Linked DNA regions of Homo sapiens: region 1 is linked to region 2. Evidence: chromatin loops called from intact Hi-C (ENCODE). Cell type or tissue: HepG2. All regions are shown on one strand. Links, peaks and the distances in the headings refer to the core of each region. The heading gives the core; the rest is flanking DNA.

Evidence for each region. A loop is a pair of places that touch in the nucleus more often than their neighbours do. Peaks named below come from ENCODE experiments on the same cell type or tissue, not always from the same donor. Only the 100,000 strongest peaks of a DNase experiment are listed, where the experiment ranks them.
Region 1: it touches region 2 in a loop (4-fold over the local background); 2 of 110 quality-filtered maps call a loop at or near these places.

What each region holds. Positions count from the first base shown.
Region 1 is chr6:141,024,448-141,029,833 of GRCh38, reverse strand. No RefSeq gene overlaps it. Among named protein-coding and RNA genes, the nearest start is that of MIR4465, 340 kb to the right of the region's middle. In HepG2, for the core only: no CTCF peak of the experiment used is centred there; a DNase peak (open chromatin) is centred at 3,083.
Region 2 is chr6:141,074,749-141,080,134 of GRCh38, reverse strand. No RefSeq gene overlaps it. Among named protein-coding and RNA genes, the nearest start is that of MIR4465, 390 kb to the right of the region's middle. In HepG2, for the core only: a CTCF peak has its summit at 2,259; a DNase peak (open chromatin) is centred at 2,294; H3K4me3 peaks cover 392 bases.

The sequences.
Region 1 (5,386 bases), core at 247-5,246, 50 kb after region 2:
GCACCCTCTGTCTCCTGGGTTCAAGCAATTCTCCTGCCTCAGCCTCCCAAGTAGGAGGTGGGATTACAGGTGCCCACCAGCACGCCCAGCTAATTTTTTGTATTTTTAGTAGAGATGAGGTTTCACTATGTTTGCCAGGCTGGTCTCAAACTCCTAACCTCGTGATCCACCTGCCTTGGCCTCGCAAAGTGCTGGGATTACAGGTGTGAGCCACTGTGCCTGGCCTCAGTTCTTTCTATAAATGATTCAGTTCTTTATAAATTCTACAAACAAAGCTAATAAGCATTTCTTGTCTGGAGTCTCTATCTTAAATTTTATAAATCTACATTGTTGTACTAATCATAATATATTCATATTATGACACTAATATTATAATGTATTAGTTTTATAATGCTAATATTATAATGGTCAATATATATACTTTATCATAAAATGTATAAAATAAAAATTTATCTCTCTCACTTCTCCCAAATCATTTTTTATAAAAGCCTTTCTTTGCCCCTAAGCTCACAGTTTTTTTTTTTTTTAAAGAAACTGGTCTTTGAAATTGAAGGAATAATTCAGTTTAAACCCTTGAGTAATCTAGACATGAAAATGCAATAATGAGAAACAGAAACATAGAGTCTTGTTAAAACCAAAGCAGGATCCCAAAACCATTGAGTAGTTTTCAAGAATGGGTACTGTAAATAAGAATAGCTTGTAGCAGCCTGCAAAGAAAAAGAACAGCTTATTACAGTTGGCTAGAATATTTAAAGCAATTGCTGGGGGGAAAAAAAAGCAAATTGGGCTGGACAGAAAGCAAGTAGACTCAGACTTGCCAGTAGACATTTTATAGGGCTAGTTTTGACAGGAGACTTGGACTAAATATAATAGTAAGATAATTACATTGACAGAAACAATGGAAAAAAACAGGAGTCATGAAATTGTCAAGAGTGTCAATCTAAAATTCAAAGCGTTCCCTACAATTCATTGAGTGCTTTGAATTTCCTTTCCAACCGAAACACTCATATTTTTGGCATCAGTATTTTTAAATGGTACCCAAGAGATATTCAACACGTAAAATTTTGATTTGTTAGAAATGTTGATACTGAATAACTCAAAGTACAAATGCCTTATTTTGGTATATTAAAATTTCTCCAAATATTTGAAAATTTTAAAATATTCTTGTTTTATTTAATGTAAGAATAGTATAAAATGCTTTATTATATTTACTATAAATTGAACATATTTTTGTTGTCCATTTGCTATTTACCTTTTTTTTTTCCAACTCGGTTGAGTGGTCATGGAGAATCCTGACATTCTACCAAAAATTAATATCCTTTTAAATTAAATAGAAAAATAACTGAATTTGATGAAAACGTTGTTTTTCTTATTTCACTTTTATATCATTTTTCACTTTTATATCATTTGTTCATACATAGCTACTTTTTATGTGACAGATAAAATGAAGGGATCTTTTATGCAAATGTTTTGTTTCCGCAGATTTGCTTTATTTGTGTTTTATCTTCTCTGGCACATTTTCCTCTCACTTTCCAAACGTAGTCTATGCAAAGCACCACAAATGAAGTAGTTGATATTTTCACTGGCATAAAAAGGTATTGCCTTCATGTGGGTAACCAGGGATTGAACATAAAACTACAAAAACGAGCCTCAGAATGTGCAAGAAAAATGCTCTCAGTAGATATCAATAAGAATGGAGAGAGAAAAAAAAGTTACAAAAGAATGTTTACTTTTATGTTTGCAGCACGACAAATCAACATTGCCTGGAAGTTTTCATAAGTGAACTGAATTGGAATCTTTTTTATTTCTCTTGAGCTAAGCTCTACTTTATGGTAGGAACAGATGGAAGACAGCTTTTAAAAGACTGTCTTCTCCTTTGGTGATATCATAAATTTGTTGTTGGTTGTGGCTGTAATTACTGTTGCTGTTTTTATCAGACTTTGTCTATGTTCCGTGTTTGTTGACTCTGTCCCTCCATTACTTTTTTTCCTTCCAGTAATTATTCTTTTTAATAATGTTACTGTTTTAAGAATCTAACCTTAACTCATTTTGGACTAAGAGAGATATTCTACAGTTTTTCCTCTTTCACTTTTACAATAATTGTAATTATTTGTGTGATTATTGTTTAGTTTATTTATATTACACTAGACTCTAGGCTAAGCAAAGGAAAAGATGTTGTCTGTCATCTTCCCTGCAGAGTTCACTTTTTTTCTGGCACAGAGTGGGCATCTGTAAATACCTGTTCAAACAACACAAATATTCACCGAATCTGGGATGTTAATTTGATTTTAGATTTTTTTTGTAAATTTAAAAAAAAGGAACTGGACAAAAAAAAAACAGAACATTTTTTAAATGACAGTCACAGGTTGGGCCTTCCAGGAAGCAGACCCTGAAACAAAATGCAATGTTTAGAATGAATATTAAGGAATAGCCATGACATCAAAACCTATGGAAAGAAAGGGAGGAAGCATGATTGGAAAGAGAGATAAGGTTGCACTACAGAACAGGCCTAAGGGCTTCAGCCAAATTCATGGAGAGCTCTGGAAGTAAGGGATCCCACAGAATGTTCTTACACCGAGAGCAAATAACTAGATCTTTGAATAACCCTTACCTGAAACAGGCATTAGATATAGGCTTCCCCTAGAAGGGCATGACCTTAGGCAACACAGATCTCTGCAGCTGTGGAAATCCCTGAGGAACTCAGAGATGAAGGCTGTCTATTGAGAGCCCTCCCAACAGATGGCACCATAAGTGCTTACCTGGGGATGTGTATGGGGGATGCGTTTGGATCTACCATAGTTCATCCCTTGTATCGCAATCAGATTCATTTTTTCACAGATGTTTGGTGGACAGCTTTTCCTGTAGTTCATGTGGGCCTTTCAGTCTGGGGAAAATCTAGAATGGAAAGATAAATGGAACAAATTATAGCCTCACTTCCTACAGCTGATTTTGGTACAACTAATACTTATTATCTCTCTTCTCCATTATTCATTCTAGAGTCCTTTCATCCTCAGGTAATAGTTCTGTTGGTTTTAGTGGCGTGGATGATCTGTGTGCCAAACATATTCCTGCCTGCCCCATTGTGTAACAGTGCTACAACATTCTTATGATGATCAAAGTCAATTACCACTGCCAAGATGGTTATTCATTAACTTACATTTAATCCCTCAGCAGGAGAAACCCAAAGCTCCCAGGCAATAGCCAAGGTATAAAATTCAATGGGACTTTTTTGTGTTCCCTGGTAGAAGTGTTCCCCCACAGGGAACTAGGAACTTTAATCATGTAGAACATAGAATTATGGAGACAGGGAGAAAATGGTCTACAGGTAAGGCACTGGAATGATGGCAGTAGGCTACTCCTATTTCCAACCCTTAATTCCCAAACCTGTATATTTTACTTATGAGAAAATAACCAAATCAATATCTTTGATTTAGGTATATATTATGTCTTAGAAGACAGTGTCTTATTATTGTAAGGTATGTCCAACAAACTGGTACTCCATCCATGCCTTTGTAGTTTTCATAAGACTATAGCTTCTTGATGTGATAGTGGATATAATATTGTTTTTAATTTACTAACTTGGTTATGTGTGTATGTGTCAGGGGTAATTTCAGAAACTTCAACTTGTTTTTACTCACAAGTCATAAATTAATATGGGGCTTATACTAACTACCAGGTATGCATATTTTGATTATAAATTCTGGAGCTACAGTGACAACTACTGACTGGCTCTGTGGGCACAGCAAACTCACTGTGATCTGGACCTTAGCCAGGACTGCATTTATTGCTTGGCCTCCTAAATTAACGGAGGGAACACAATGAAGCCCTTCATTTCCATGTACCTTTGTCAACTGTGTAACATAGTCAACTGTGTACCATCCTCAGCTCTGTGTTCAACAGTCCTTTAACTGTTTGGATATTTCCCTTTCCCCAGTGTTCAGTCATCTAAGTAAATGGCCATGTTTTGGCAAAGGACTGCAGGTATTATGACCATGTACAAATGGCAGGGTGTTATAGGGTCCTCCCTTTTGGGGACCTGGCCTCTGATGAAATCAATATGTTCCAAGTTCAAAAATTGGCTAATACCCAGACATAAGGCAAGAGATCCTGACTATTTTATTGAGGCAACAGCCATTGGCCTCCTGATCATCCAATCATGATCTATTTATTAGTATATGTTGAGTAGGGTGCTTATTGGCTGTCGATCTAATTTACCCACAGGGATCCCGTATTCTATCAACCATCCTTATAAATGTATCTTCGTAAATACCTGTAGGTCAGTCTCCCCTGGCTGCCACACTAACTTTGCTTCTGTCTATCTTCTAGCTTCTGACAGTTAAGTGTTACCACCTTGCCTTTCTTATTTTATGAGCCTATTATCCCCATTGTAAACTACAAGGCTAGGTCTGTAAGAGTCTCTCTTACCATCAGCATCAACCTACTGAAGGAATTCACCTTAGGCATGATGAAATTCTAGGGGTAGTGCTTCTTCTCACCAGTGTATTTTATGTGATCTCATTATATGATGTACCACTAGGCCTTCACATAGAACATCTGATGGTTCCAGCCTTACAGTATATACCTCTTGCATAATAACTCCTCTGAGTCTTTTAATCCTTTCTTTCATCAATTAACATGACATTGGAAGCAATATGCCTTCATTGAGCATAAATCATCATTTTTACCTATTTATCAGACCTACTAATAATGAGTTTACTTTTTTTCTGGGGTTGAGTTGTTTTTAGGTGATGAATCCTGAATCTCAAAAGAATGAATCTGAATCAGTAAACATGCCCTTTCCAAATTCATGTTTTCTCTCTTTTTCAAATCCTTTTAGAAGGCAGTCCCATATATTCTCCCTCAACTACTGCTGGGGTATACATTTATGTCAAGCAGCTCCTTAGTGGTATGTTCCCTTTCCTTTCTTCTCAGGCCCTGAATATCTCCAGCTGAGTTTTGCTACAATTTAACCCTAAGTATAGATTTAGCAACCAAGAGAGAAAGTGGAGACAGATTCAGAGAGATTCATATACAGATGCATACATAGAGGTCCCCAGTTGTTTTCAAGCAAGGGAAATATATTACATCCTGACTGTCAACTGCCTCTGACTCATCTCGGAATTTCATTATTTTTTCTAGATCTCCAGTTTAGTTTAGCAATATTGGCAACGGCCAACAAGTTCCATTGTTCTTATAATTTCTATTTTCTCCATGTTTTTCAAATATGTGAATTATCTAGTGAGATAGCTATTTTTCCACCATTATATAATCCTAATTAACCATTAAAATTTGAACAAGTGTAGAAATACCTTATGCCAAGGTTAACTGTGTTTGACCCACCACCATAATGAGTTCCTCATTGCCAGCCAAGGGCCTGCTGATCCAG
Region 2 (5,386 bases), core at 260-5,259:
ATTTCCAGGAATTTATCCAACTCTTGTAGGTTTTTTAGTTTATGTGTGCAAAGATGTTCATATTAGCCTTGACTGATCTTTTGTATTTCTGTGGTATCAGTTGTAATATCTCCTGTTTTGCTTCTAACTGCGCTTATTTGGATCCTTTCTCTTCTTTGTTAATCTCGCTAATGGTCTATCAATTTTGTTTATCTTTCCAAAGAACCAGTTTTTGTTTCATTTATATTTTGTATTTTTTGTTTCAATTTCATTTAGTTTTTCTCTAACCTTTGTTACTTCTTTTCTTCTGCTGGGTTTGAGTTTGGTTTGTTCTTGTTTCTCTAGTTTCTTGAGGTGTGACCTTAGATTGTCTGTTTGTGCTCTTTCAGACTTTTTGTTGTAGGCATTTAATGTCATGAACTTTCCTCTTAACACCACCTTCACTGTATTCCAGAGGGTTTGATAGGTTGTGTCACTATTATCATTCAGTTCAAAGAGTTTGTTTCTTTCCATCTTGATTTAATTGTTGACTTAATGATCATTCAGGAGCAGGTGATTTAATTTCCATAATTTGCATGGCTTTAAGAGTTTCTTTTACAGTTGATTTCCAATTTTATTCCACTGTGGTCTGAGAGAGTACTTGATATGATATCATTTTAATTTTCTAAATTTATTGAGACTTGTTTTGTGGCCTATCATATGGTCTATCTTGGAGAATGTTCCATGTGCTAATGAATAGAATGCATATTCTATAGTTATTGGAAAGAATGTTCTGTACATCTTTTTTAAGTCCATTTGTTCTAGGGTAAAATTTAAACCCATTGTTTATTTGTTGATTTGCTGTCTTGATGACCTGTCTAGGGCTGTCAGTGGAGGATTAAAGTCCCTTATCATTATTGTGTTGCTGTCTGTCTCATTTCTTAGGTCTAGTAGTTATTGTTTTATAAATTTGGGAGCTTCAGTGTTAGGTGCACATATATTTAAATTGTGATATTTTTTCTGTTGGACCAGTCCTTTTATCATTATATAATGTCCTTCTTTGTTTTTTTTAACTGTTGTTGCTTTAAAGTGTGTTTTGTCTGATATAAGAATAGCTACTCCTGCCCGCTTTTGGTGTCCGTTTGCATGGAATATCTTTTTCCACCCCTTTACCTAAAATTTATGTGAGTCCTTATGTGTTAGGTGAGTCTCCTGATGACAGCATATACTTAGTTGGTGGATTTTTATGCATTCTTGGTTGGTGGTTTTTTATCCATTATTCCTCAGGAACACCAATTATTCTTAGGTTTGGTCATTTAACATAATTCCAAACTTCTTGGAGGCTTTGTTTTTTGTTTTGCTTTTACTCTTTTTTCTTTGTCTTTGTTCGATTGGGTTAATTCTAAAACCTTGTCTTTGAGCTCCGAAGTTATTTCTTCTGCTTGTTTGATTTTATTGCTGAGACATTCCAGTGCATTTTGCATTTTCCCTCAGTTTTTCCATTATTTCCAGAAACTGTGATTGTTTATTTTTATGCTATCTATTTCCCTGGGTGCCTCCCTGATTAGCTTAATAATCAACCTTCTCAATTCTCTTTCTGGCAATTCAGGGATTTCTTGTTTTGGATCCGTTGCTGGTGAGCAATATGAAAAAACAAGGTTCTTTAACATTGCCAAAAGTTCACCACTTTAAGAGGTGTTAAAAAAACCTTGTTTTATCATATTACTAGAATTGTTTTCCTGGTTCCTTCTCATTTGAGTAGACTATGTTAGAGAAAAGATTTGGGGCTCAAGGCTGCCTTTCAGATTCTTTTGTCCCACAGGGTGCTCCCTTTATGTAGCGCTCTCCCCCTTTTCCTAGTGATGTGGCTTCCTGAGAGTCAAACTGTAATTGTTTGACTGTAATTGTTTAAACTGTAATTGTAATTGATTGTTATTTCTCTTCTGGATCTAGCCATCCAGCAGAGCTACCAGGGTCTGTGCTGATACTGGGGGGTGTTTGCACAGTCCTGTGATGTGAACCATCTTCAGGTCTGTCAGCCACACATAGCAGCAACTGCTTCAGTTAAGGTGGCAGGGCAGTGAAATGTACTCTGTGAGGGTTCTTAGTTGTAGTTTTGTTTATTGCACTAGTTTTGTGCTGGTTAGCCTCTTGCCAGGAGTGGAGCTTTCAAGAAAGCATCAGCTGTGGTAGTATAGGGATGATCAGGCAGTGGGTGAGGCCCTACAGCTCCCAAAAGAATATTTCCTTTGTCCTCAGCTACCAGGGCGGGTAGAGAAAAACCATCCAGTAGGGGCAGCGTTAAGCATGTCTGAGTTCAGACTCCCCTTAGATGGGGCTTGCTGTGGCTGCTGTGGGGATTGCAGTGTGGTTCTCAGACCAATGGAGTTATGTTCCTAGGGGAATTATGGCTGCCTCTGCCGTCACACAGATCACAAGGGAAGTGGGGGAAAAGCTGGCAGCTACAGGCCTCACCCGGCTCATACACACAGCCCAGAAGGCCAGTCTCATTCCCACCATGCCTGCCGCCCAACAGCACCAAGTTTGTTTCCAGGCAGCAGGTGACCAGGGCTGAGAACCTGCCACAAGCTACCAGACTCCTGATTGTAAAAGCAAGCCGGGCTTTCAGGTTTCGTGCCTCCCCACCTGCTGCAGCTTTTGTGCTGTGTCTGCACTCTGGATTCACCCCCGCCCCTGAGTTCTGTCCAGGAAACTTCACATTAGGTCAAAATTATTACAAAAATCAGCTGGAACTGTCCTCCCTGTGGTCTTCTCCCAGGTCCTCTGACAGCCCTCCCTAAGGAGCTCTGAGACACAATGTCAGAAATGGTTTCTCTAGGGACTGAGAGAGCCCACAGGGCTCCCTCCACTGCTTCTTCTACCCTTTTATTTCACTTGGCTCTTTAAAATTGTCTCAGCTCCAGGTAAGGCCAAATCCTTCTCCTGTGATCTGGACCTTCAGGTTCCCCAGTGAGGGTGTGTGTTCAGGGGTGGATGATTCCCCCCTTCACACTTTGGCACTCACCGTTTTTCAGCTGTCTCCCAGGGTCTGCAGGTGCAACCTGCTACCTTCAAAGTATCTGTGGATTCTCTTAGCTTTCCTGGTATGCTCCTGCTGTAGTTCCTGAAGCAAAAGTTCACGATGTGAGTCTCCACACGCTGCTCTGTCAGTCTGAGTGGGAGCTGCAATTTAATCCTGCCTCCTATCTGCCATTTTCCTAATCTCCTCCACTTGGTAAGTTATAAAAATTGCCATATATTCTCTTTCTAAAGTTCACCAATCGTTAATAACCATTTCTTTGTGTTTTGTGACCTAAATATTGTGTGATGAAGTTATTCTGCAAAATGTCTCTCCACTTGGTTTTCCCTGTTGTTTTCTCACAATTACATTTAGTTACTCTTTATTTTTTTTGCATGAATATTGCAGAAGTGATGTTGTATCTTTCTAGCTGCATCTTATTGGGCACATAATGCCAGTGTTTCACAGTGCTGGTGGTTTTTACATCAATTTCTTGGTTCACAGTTTTTATCACTGTAAAATAAAGATACAGGAGTCCATAGTAATATACATAAATAGAAATAAAGTTATTGTTTACAATAAAACATCAATTAATATTATATCTAGTAATAAATATTATATAAATTATTAAATATATTGCATAATAATACAAATATTATAAATTATAATAAACATATAAGTATAGATATTTTATTATATATTATATATTTTTATATTAAGTATTCTGTCATTTAATAAATATAGGAGAAATAGCAGAGTTAGAAAATCATCAATGGAGGCTCAAAAGAGTGATTGAAAGTTTGATAAGAAATATGATCTCAACCTCCCAGGTTGACGTGATAAACTCTTATGTCCAAAACTTAATAATAGGCAAGGGAATTAGAAAGTCATGTCTTCTATTTAGAATTTTGCTGAAGATTCCAGCCATTGCAACGAGGCAATAGAAAAGTAAAAGACATGAAATTTAAAAAGAAGTAAAACTACCTTTCTTCCAACATGGCACAATAATTTGAGAAATTATTAAGGAATCTACAATAAAAGGTGGCTTTTTCTTTCAAGGTGATGGGTTAGAATCTTTCAATTATGATTAAAAGCATTAAGATAAACTCTGTGAGTTTTAATTCAAGAAGAAAAATGGTAGTCCACAAAAATCATGAAGGACACCCCAGATCCCAGAGAGGAGAATGCTAACAAACAGCCTCTGTGACAGCATCAAGCTGATAAAAGTGAGTGAAGCCCCCTATATGTGAGAGAGGCAGACAGCCTACCTCTGTCACTCACCTTTCCAGTGGAGATCTGAGTAACCTAGGCTGAGGGAGATTACTTAGTTTTTCCCAAGCCCTAGAGCTAACCTGGGGAGAAGACTGGAGATGTTGTAGGGAAAGACACCAGGAAAAGCTGCAGACATTTTCCCAAACCCAGGACTGAGAGCAGAACACCACTTTTAATTGACCAAAGTCAGCTGTTCTTTGGTGACCCAGCAGTGTGCCAGCATAGGCACTTTTGTCTTGAACCAAGGATTGGAGTGCCTGTTCTGGAGCGGGGTGGTAGATTTCACAAAACTGCAAAAAGTGCCTCAGTAGTAGGCACTGGAATTGTGCTCTTCCCTATTGCCAGCCTAGGGCAGGAAGAAAGCTACTATAGCTGCGATTTCTTCTGGGCAGCGAGACTTGTAGCCAGAGTCAGCTTGGTGACCCAGAACCAGTCTGCATGTGTCATTGCTGGATGCCCCAGCCTGCTTCCCTGAGATTATGGTACAGAAGAGCCCTCTCTGATCCACCCCCAGGCAGAAATTTAGGCACTGGAAGTGCCTGATTGCTTGCACCGGCAGCCTGAGATGCCCTGCACTTTTATGGACATGGATCATGGAGCAGTGAGGCCCTCTCCATTCCAAGCTCAGGTAGTTCTCCAGGCATACAGGGCACTCATTCACTTGGTACAGCAGCCTGAGCTTCTTCACCCTTCCTGTGCAGACAACTTGGTGCAGGGGGGCCTTCTTGGTTCCATGCCTAGGTAGATCTCCAGGCATTCAAACAATTCATTCACGTGGATCAACAGCCTGACACGTTCTGTACTTTTGTGCAGAGATTGTGGTGCAGGGAGGCCTTTTCTGCTTCACACCCAGGAAGATTCCCAGGTATTCAGAGTACCCACTCTTCTGGTTCAGTAGCTTGAACTCCCTCACACTTCCTCCCCATCGATCATGTTGCAACGAGGCCCCTTCTGCTCCATGCCCAAGCAGATCTCCAGGCATTCAGAGCACCTGCTTGCCTGACTCTGCAGGGTGAAATGATTCCTAGCACACCACGCCCGGCCTGATAGGAATCATTTTACCCTTCCTATGCAGAGATTTTGATGCAAGAGGGCCCTTCCCACTCCACGCCTAGGCAGATCTCCAGTCATCACAAG